2 separate regions of the Homo sapiens genome follow, and region 2 is linked to region 1. A link is an interaction called in ENCODE POLR2A ChIA-PET data of the cell type or tissue named here. Cell type or tissue: A673. All regions are shown on one strand.

Region 1 (4,000 bases):
TTTAAAAGTCATACATGCCTGTGAGAATCTGATGAAAGCTATGGCTCCTTTCTCCACGAAAATGAATATACGTATGACCACAATTGCAGGTGGTCCACAAGGTTGTCCGTGTGAGAATGCCTACTCTGGGTTAATCCATGGGGATTGTTCCTTAGGCATACATTTGGCTGAGCGGGCACCAAGGTGGATATGGACTGGCAGGCAGTAACTCTGCAACAAGATTAGGTTCTCTTTTTAAGGAAGCCAGAGGCAAGAAGCCCAGCGGGCTGCACCTCTCAGGTCAGGTGGTGGCAGCACACAGTATTAGGAGCAATGCTCACTCAGGCACCATGAATAAGGGCAGAGGGGTAGGTAGGAACAGAAAGCCCTTCGATGCATTGCTGTTACCTCTGTGGGAATTTGGGGAAGGAAGGGAAGGAGCCAAAGGTATTTACTCTGATTGGTCACCTGAGTAAACGTGGCATTTACCACCTTGGTCACTCATCTATATATATTTTTGGAGTGAACAATAGATGGGTGCCTGAATACAGGGGATGAGAGGCTATGGAATGTGGAAGGGTGGGAGGGCAGCACCTTCTTCCGCTCTTGACAGGGCAGGAAGGATTAGAACATCGCTGCATCCCTCACACCCTCAGGTGCCTCAGCCTTGGTAGACTGGAATTCAATTCAGAGGCAGGTGATCAGAGTAGCCATCAAATCACAAGAGGTTCATATAACAGTCGGTCAAGACTTTGGGACGTTAAATACATGCTTTTCTTTAATTTAATAAGACAGGGTTGTGTTGCTTTAACTTATCAAATTGCAAGTTGATTCAAAAATAGAAAAAGTAAGGAATTATTTGTGTAAAATGGCCAAGATTAGACAACTGGTCGTCTCTTTGTGGAGTAATTCATAGATCATGTAAAAAAAATCCATTTTTTTTAAGAGATAGAGGCTTGCTCTCTGTCACCCAGGCTGGAGTGCAGTGGTGACATCATAGCTCACTGCAGCCTTAAACTCCTGGGCTCCAGCAATCCACCCACCTCAGCCCACTTTTCAATTTTAAAATGAGTTATTTTGTTTTAAAAGCTACTAATTGGCTGTAACCAGTAGAAATATTTTCCTACTGTTACAAATAAAATAACGAAATTAATGAGGCCTTTTGGGTTTTCTCTCCCGTTTAAACTCTCCACTCAAAGGAAAATAGCATCATTTTATTTTCTCAATATAAAAGTAATGCGTTACTGATTTAAAAACAAATGAGCAGAAAAGTTTAAATAAGACACTCCCACGATCTATCTCCTTTTCTAACATCTTGCTCCACATTTTACAGGGGTGCAGAAGAAATAGGACATTCATGACTTGTGATGGGGGGAGGTATAGAGAGAGACAGTTGGACTGGGACTAGAGAAGATAAAAAATTATTCCTCGAAGAGGAAGAAAAGGCCAACGGACACGGGAGCAGATACAGCCTCTCCCTGTAAACCAAAGAAAGGCAAATTCACCACAAAGAGAAGCTACTTCTAGTCTCCGGGGTTGGCAAAGAGGAAAATGAGTGACAGGACCTGATGTGTCAGGGAAGGAAGGGGAGGGCCGGCTTCTGCGGCGCTGCTGATGGGAGTGGTAATTGGGGTCCTGATCTCATGGTTGACGTGGCCCTCACGTGAGCTGGAGCCGACGCGTGCAGACGTCCTTCTAATCCTAGTCTTCGTTTGGTCCGGTTGCACTCTTCCTATAGCCCAGAGGGCGAGAGGGCCTGTGGCCTGGGGGAAGGAGGACGAGGTTCTGCCTGGATCCCAGCAGGTTTGTGTGTGGATGGGCGTTGCCAGGGGATCCCTGCGGCGCGGGCAGTGAACCGTGGAGGCCGAAGGGGGAGCACAGTTCACTTTCTCCAAACCCTTGCAGTATCCCTTGCCCTTTCTAGAACAAAAATGGTAGACCTTGGGGCCGGATTCCAGGGGCGACCCCAGACTCGGGCGTCGTGGGACCTTTAACATCCAGGGCCTTGAATCAGGGAGGGCGGATATTCGGATTCATGTCCTGTGTGCTGGCCCATCTACCAAGCCAGAATCTTGGGGCTGTGCGTCTGACAGTCATACCCCTTTTCTTTCAGTAGGACGCTGTGCCATTTGGGAACAAAGGAATAGTCTGCCTGGAATCCCTGCAGGTCAGTGTAAAGCTGGAGCTGTCCCGCGGCGCCCAGAAGGACTGGGATGACTGAGGTCCTTGCCTTAACTTGGGCCCTTTACCGACTCTCAAGCAATCTTCCTGCCATTTTTTTTTTCTTCAGTAAAAGAGGATGTAACAGTGGCTGCAGGAAAAGTGCTTGTGATTGCGGGTAGGGTGCGTTGGGGAGAGGAATAGAAGAGATCGGTTGGTTTTGTTTTTCTCCTCGGATTTTCCATATCCCCCCTCGCCCCGCCCCGCTTCCAGTGGTTTGAAAGGGGTGTGGTTTTGCTGGGAAAATGGCCGACCGCTGGGGCTGCGGGAGGGAGTGAGGGCCGGGGGCGGGGACGGGGGTAGGGGAACACTACCAAGCGACAGGGCTGGTGTCAGCGGAGTCCAGAGAAGTGAGGGTAGGGTGAGAAACAAAAAGGTAAAATCCATTGACAGCCAGGACCCTGAATTAGGAGAAGTGGATATTGGGACTCCCCGAAGTGCTTTTCTGTCCGCTGAGCCTTCAGTTTCTGCCTTGTTGCCTGTGTCTGCAGATCTTGGGGCCGGAGGCCAGTCCAACCCTTGGAGCAGGAAGAAACGCAAAGTTGTCAAGAACCAAGTAGGTCATAATAAGGGTGATGGCATTATTTGGGGGTGGAGCATGGTGGCGACTGCAACTCGAATGGGCCCGTGGACCCCTTCCATATCCCCCTCCTTCCCTCTTATCTACACCATTTCGGAGCTTGCAAAAGAAATTGTTCTGCAAGTACAAGACAGGGAAGAAAATAGCTGAGAAGGGGTGGGCGTCAAGAGAGTCCAGGGGTTGGGAGGACGTTACTCCAAATTACTGTTTGGGGTACAGGGTCCTTGGTGTTGGTCCGTCGACCAAGCACTCACTTCTGAAGTTTGTCAGTCTTGAAGGTTTAGTGGAAGCGGAAACCGAGGTGAGGGAGGTAAGAAATTGCTCCGGAGCAGAGGTAGTTGGTATAATGACACGGGGTGGGGGGGGGGGGCGGCGGTGTCCTGGTACATTTGAGATGGAGGAGTTGGCGGAGGCAAGGGCGGAGTTGGAGACCTTTAGGCATTTCACGCCAGTACGGCTTTTAGATATTCTCACTTCATTTTGTTACAAGGAAAATGTTAACGATGAAAATGTGTGGCGACATCTTCGGAGGATGCCAATGATGGGAGTAGGGGTGGAGGTGGAATGGAGGGTTAGAGGAATCATCGAAGGAGGAAGAGGGAGGGAGATAATGAATTCCAAAGCCGCAGCTCTGTGAGGAGAGGAGGGTAACCGAAGGCGGGAAACATTGGGCAAGGCAGTTGTAAAGGGCTAGGAATTCAGAAGAGGGATGTGTGCCCCGTCCCGGGTGAGATCTATATGTACCCAGAGCTCTCAGTACCCCTCTCCCCGCGCCCTTGGTCTGCAGGTTTGCACGAAGCAGTGCACTTGGAAGCAAGAAAGAGAAGGAAAAAAAACTGCCTGGACCTCTGTGGGTGCATGTGAGGGCGCCACTGTTCACAGGACATCTGGAAGGGCAGGGGTGGCAGGGAACTTTAACGTTCTAGGGTGGGGTGGTGGAACGTGAGGTTGGAGAGTCTTTAAGCGGGGAAAATTTCCAAACTTAGCTTCCGGGTGGAAGAAAGGAATCAGTGATCTAGATATCAAGCCCCGAGTCTCTGCCAGTATCTCTGTATTTTTGTACGTTTGTTTGTTTTGTTGTTGTTTCAGTCTGTTTGCGTTCAAAGACACAAAAAGGAGCCTGAAATCTGAAATGCATCCTTTATTCCTAGGTCGAGCTGCCTCAGAGCCGGCCCGCAGTAGCTGCAGACTCCGCCCGCGACGTGTGCGCGCTTCTCTGGG
Region 2 (4,000 bases), 150 kb before region 1:
AGAAGAGAAAGGTATATAATTATGGGTGGAAGGTGCAATCTTTTTCATAGCTTTATTATTTGAAAAGGTGAACATCTATTCATTGTGGCATAGAGCTCAGGGGTAATCCTCTAAAAATATTAGATCTATAGCTAAAGATATGTGAGGTCTTTTGCTACAAGGAGGAAAGGAAGAATGAGGCAGCTTAACAGCATGGTGAGTATTTTAGGAACAGATAATGTTCTTAATGGGGCAGTAGTTCATGGCAAAATACAAAACAACTTTTTTCTGTTCTGTTACAGGGCCAAGTGATCCAGTTCTAAGTGTCATCTTTTATTATGAAGACAATAAAATCTTGAGTTTATGTTCACTTCATTTGTTTGCTGTTCATCTTTTGGGAGGGAATAAGCTAGAGCCATCAATACAATTCCGCTTGTGGGGAAATTTATGCCTCTTACTGGTACTACTTGTTTTGCATTGAAGCTGACTGGTTGAGTTCACATCATATGTTGCAATTTTCTAATTTGGCACTTCAATCACTAGGGGCCTTATGAGGCAGTTTGTCATTATGCAATGGTTATTGGTTATCATGTGAGTAGACACATTTCAGGCTAATAGGGAGAAGTCAGTAACACATTCATAGTGAATATGAGATGTCTTTGCTAAGAGTTAAGTGTCAGATCTTTGTTATAACAGTTAATTTAATAAAGAATTTTGGCATTGTTCTTCAGACACAGTACACTGTAACATATATAACATTGTCTGTGGACTTGGTCTTACACTCTTGAACATTTTGACATTCCCCCTCACATTTTAAAGTAGATATATTTATACCAAAATAACTACAAAGAATAGGTTTTCTAGTGTATGAAACCCCCCAGTGGAGTTTTTTTTTTTTTTTTGAGACAGGGTCTCCCTCTCGTAAGTGCCAGTGGTGTGGATCATAGCTTGCTACAGCTTTGAGCTTGCAGGCTCAAGTGGTCCACCTGCCTCAGCCTCCTGAGTAGCTGGGACTATAGGTGCCTGTTACCATACCTGGCTAATTTTAGTTTTTGTGTTGGGTGTCTCTCTTTGTTACTCAGCTAGTCTGGAACTCCTGGCCTTCAGTGAAACTCCTATCTCAGCATCCCAAGATGTTGGGATTACAGGTGTGAGCCACCAGGTCTGGCCAAACTCCCCGGTGGAAGAATCTTAAGAGACAAAATATCCATTCTTTAAAATGCCTCTTAACAGTTCCAAATTATACATCTTTTTTTTTTTCTTTTTTTGAGATGGAGTGTTGCTCGTTACCTAGGCTGGAGTGCAATTGGTACAACCTCAGCTCACTGCAGCCTCTGCCTCCCAGGTTCAAGTGATTGTCCTGCCTCAGCCTCTGGAGTAGCTGGGATTACAGGTGCCTGCCACCTGCCTGGCTAATTTTTGTATTTTTAGTAGAGAGGGGGTTTCACCATGTTGGCCAGGATGGTCTCCATCTCCTGACCTCGTGATCCGCCCGACTTGGCCTCCCAAAGTGTTGGGATTACAGGCGTGAGACACCGTGCCTGGCCTATACATCCTTCTTAATACATTTCAGTCTTAATGATGTTTAGCTCTTGGTAGTTAAATATGCTACACATTTTGATAATTGGGAGAGAATCTCAACAAGGGGGGTGGGTATCTGGATGAGTAAATATGGGTTTAATAGTTTTATTCCTAAAGTTTAAACTTCGGAAAATTTTATTCAAGGAAATAGAACTTTTTTTTTTGAGATGGAGTCTTGCTCTGTTGCCCAGGCTGGAATGCAGTGGCGTGATCTTGGGTCACTGCACCCCCCCACTTCCCGGGTTCAAGTGATTCTCCTGCCTCAGTCTCCTGAGTAGCTGGGGCTACAGAAGCTCGCCACCATACCTGGCTAATTTTTGTATTTTTAGTAGAGACAGGGCTTTACTATGTTAGCCAGGCTGGTCTTGAAATCCTAACCTCAAGTGATCTGCCTGCCTCAGCTTCCAAAAGTGCTGGGATTCCAGGCATGAGCCACTGTGCCTGGCTTTTTTTTTTTTTTTTGAGATGGAATCTTTGTTGCCCAGGCTGGAGTGAGGTGGCATGATCTCAGCTCAATGCAACCTCCACCTCCCGGGTTCAAGCGATTCTCATGCCTCAGCCCCCAGAGTAGCTGGGACCACAGGCGTGCGCCACCACACCTGGCTAATTTTTATATTTTTATTAGAAATGGGGTTTCACCATGTTGTCCAGGCGGGTCTCAAAGTCCCGACCTCAGGTGATCTGCCCGCCTCAGCCTCCCAAAGTGCTGGGATTACAGGCATGAGCCACCTAGCCTTGAGCTTTTAAAGTGAATGGAGAAAAAGGTGGACAGGAAGTAGTAGTTGGCAATAAAATAAACATTTTAAAGTAAGTCTTTTAATGACATCTGCATTGTATTTTCTAGCTGAAGCAAAACAGTGCCTGTGGGATTTATGTGACTTCTTAACCTTGAAGTCCATTCATAGAACCCTAGCTTCCTTTTCACAGGGAGGAGCTGTGTGATGAAGCAGGCAGGATTACAGGCCACTCCTTTACCCAGGGAAGCAACTGCGATGGTATAAGAGCGAGGTCCACCAATCTCCTGCCGGTTTATCATAGCTACAGCCCAGGCTAAGCCTGAGAGAGGTCGTTCCCACACTTCAAAGTTGTCTCCCTGAAAAACCAAGAAAGTGTGGTTGCTTAGCAACTAGTGATAAGTGGCCCTGTTAGTTTGGCATTCATTCTTAATGTCAGAACTATCAAGCACTTGTAGGAAAAATTAAAATGATCCTGTAGCATTATTTTGGAAATAAAGTAATGTTTCTAGCAAGAAGCTTTATTACTGATAGTAACATCAAGAGCAAGGGAAAAAAATAGATTTAGGCCCAAGACAAAGTTGGTATTGGGTATATAAAGCCATCTTAAAATATATACTCTTATTTACCTGTCTAAGCTGGTACCCTTGCTTGCCCAAGGGGTCCTGATTGATGGCAATTACGTCCTTATCCTGAAGGAGAGCTTTGGCTTGAGGGCTGATGTGTCGGAGGTCATTAGACATGAATAAAGGAGCAGCCATGATAGCCCAGAGGGCCATCTGAGTTACTTGCTGATTCCAGCTGAGGCCAAAGTTGCCAATCACTAACTGAGAAAAAGAATGAAATAATTCAAACAAGAGAGGAGGAAACATTCTTAAAGTTACCTAGATGACCCATATGGAGAAACCACTTTCCACAGCATCCTGCTCTAAGTACTCTCACATAAAGCCTCCTCCCAGGAACTTTACCTGTATTTACCTTGAATGTCAAAATAGGAAACAAGCCTACCGCAGGGTCTTGAACAAGGAGGGCTCAAGTTTTTACCATATCTGGGTCATTCCAACCCCCTGGTCCAGCAACATCAACAATTCTCTCCTGGTTAAAAGATGTCCAGTCCAAGATACTCTTTATACTTTTCCAGGAATCATCAATGTCAGCAAAATTTCGCCAGTGATTGCAGTACTGTCGGATTTCTGTATAATTGGGCTGTGAAAACAGATATGACTCTTCTGTTTACTTTCTACTAACATCCTTGTGAGATGAAAACAGTTTAAAGGAGGCACTTGTAGCCTTCTCTTGAGTTTACAGATTGAACGTCTCCATAAGGAGGTCTAAACCCTTATAATGAATTTTCACTGTAAGAAGTTTGCTTCAGAAGTAGGCCATATAACTTGAAATCCCTTAAAGTTAATTTACTTCTATAATCAGAACTAAAATGGTCTTAGTAAAATTAAAAGCTGCAAAATTACATAGGACTCCATCAAGTATTAAGAAAACTTAAATCCCAGGCATATAGTTTGTTAATGGAATAAAAAGTTTGTAGAGGCTGGGCACGGTGGCTCATGCCTGTAATCCCAGCACTTTGGGAGGCCGAGGCAGGTGGATCATCTGAGGTCAGGAGTTCGAGACAAGCCTGGCCAACATGGTGAAACCATCTCTACTAAAAATACAAAAATTAGCCAGATGTGGTAGCGCACGCCTATAAT

The links. Peaks named below come from ENCODE experiments on the same cell type or tissue, not always from the same donor. Only the 100,000 strongest peaks of a DNase experiment are listed, where the experiment ranks them.
Region 2: POLR2A ChIA-PET joins it to region 1 with 9 read pairs; 5 of 35 experiments call an interaction of 5 or more read pairs at or near these places.

The regions. Positions count from the first base shown.
Region 1 is chrX:101,548,879-101,552,878 of GRCh38, forward strand. It overlaps ARMCX1 (armadillo repeat containing X-linked 1), which reads left to right and starts at 1,669. Exons shown (of 4, transcript NM_016608.2): 1 at 1,669-1,782; 2 at 2,093-2,146; 3 at 2,691-2,755; 4 at 3,931-4,000. In A673, no CTCF peak of the experiment used is centred here; DNase peaks (open chromatin) are centred at 1,603 and 2,433; H3K4me3 peaks cover 1,291 bases; H3K27ac peaks cover 642 bases.
Region 2 is chrX:101,395,447-101,399,446 of GRCh38, forward strand. All of the region lies in intron 3 of RPL36A-HNRNPH2 (RPL36A-HNRNPH2 readthrough), which reads left to right. RPL36A (ribosomal protein L36a) reads left to right here. Exons shown (of 5, transcript NM_021029.6): 4 at 1-11; 5 at 282-709. The coding sequence ends at 302. GLA (galactosidase alpha) reads right to left here. Exons shown (of 7, transcript NM_000169.3): 5 at 3,339-3,500; 6 at 2,924-3,121; 7 at 2,357-2,653. The coding sequence ends at 2,363. Among named protein-coding and RNA genes, the nearest start is that of RPL36A-HNRNPH2, 6.4 kb to the left of the region's middle. In A673, no CTCF peak of the experiment used is centred here; no DNase peak of the experiment used is centred here.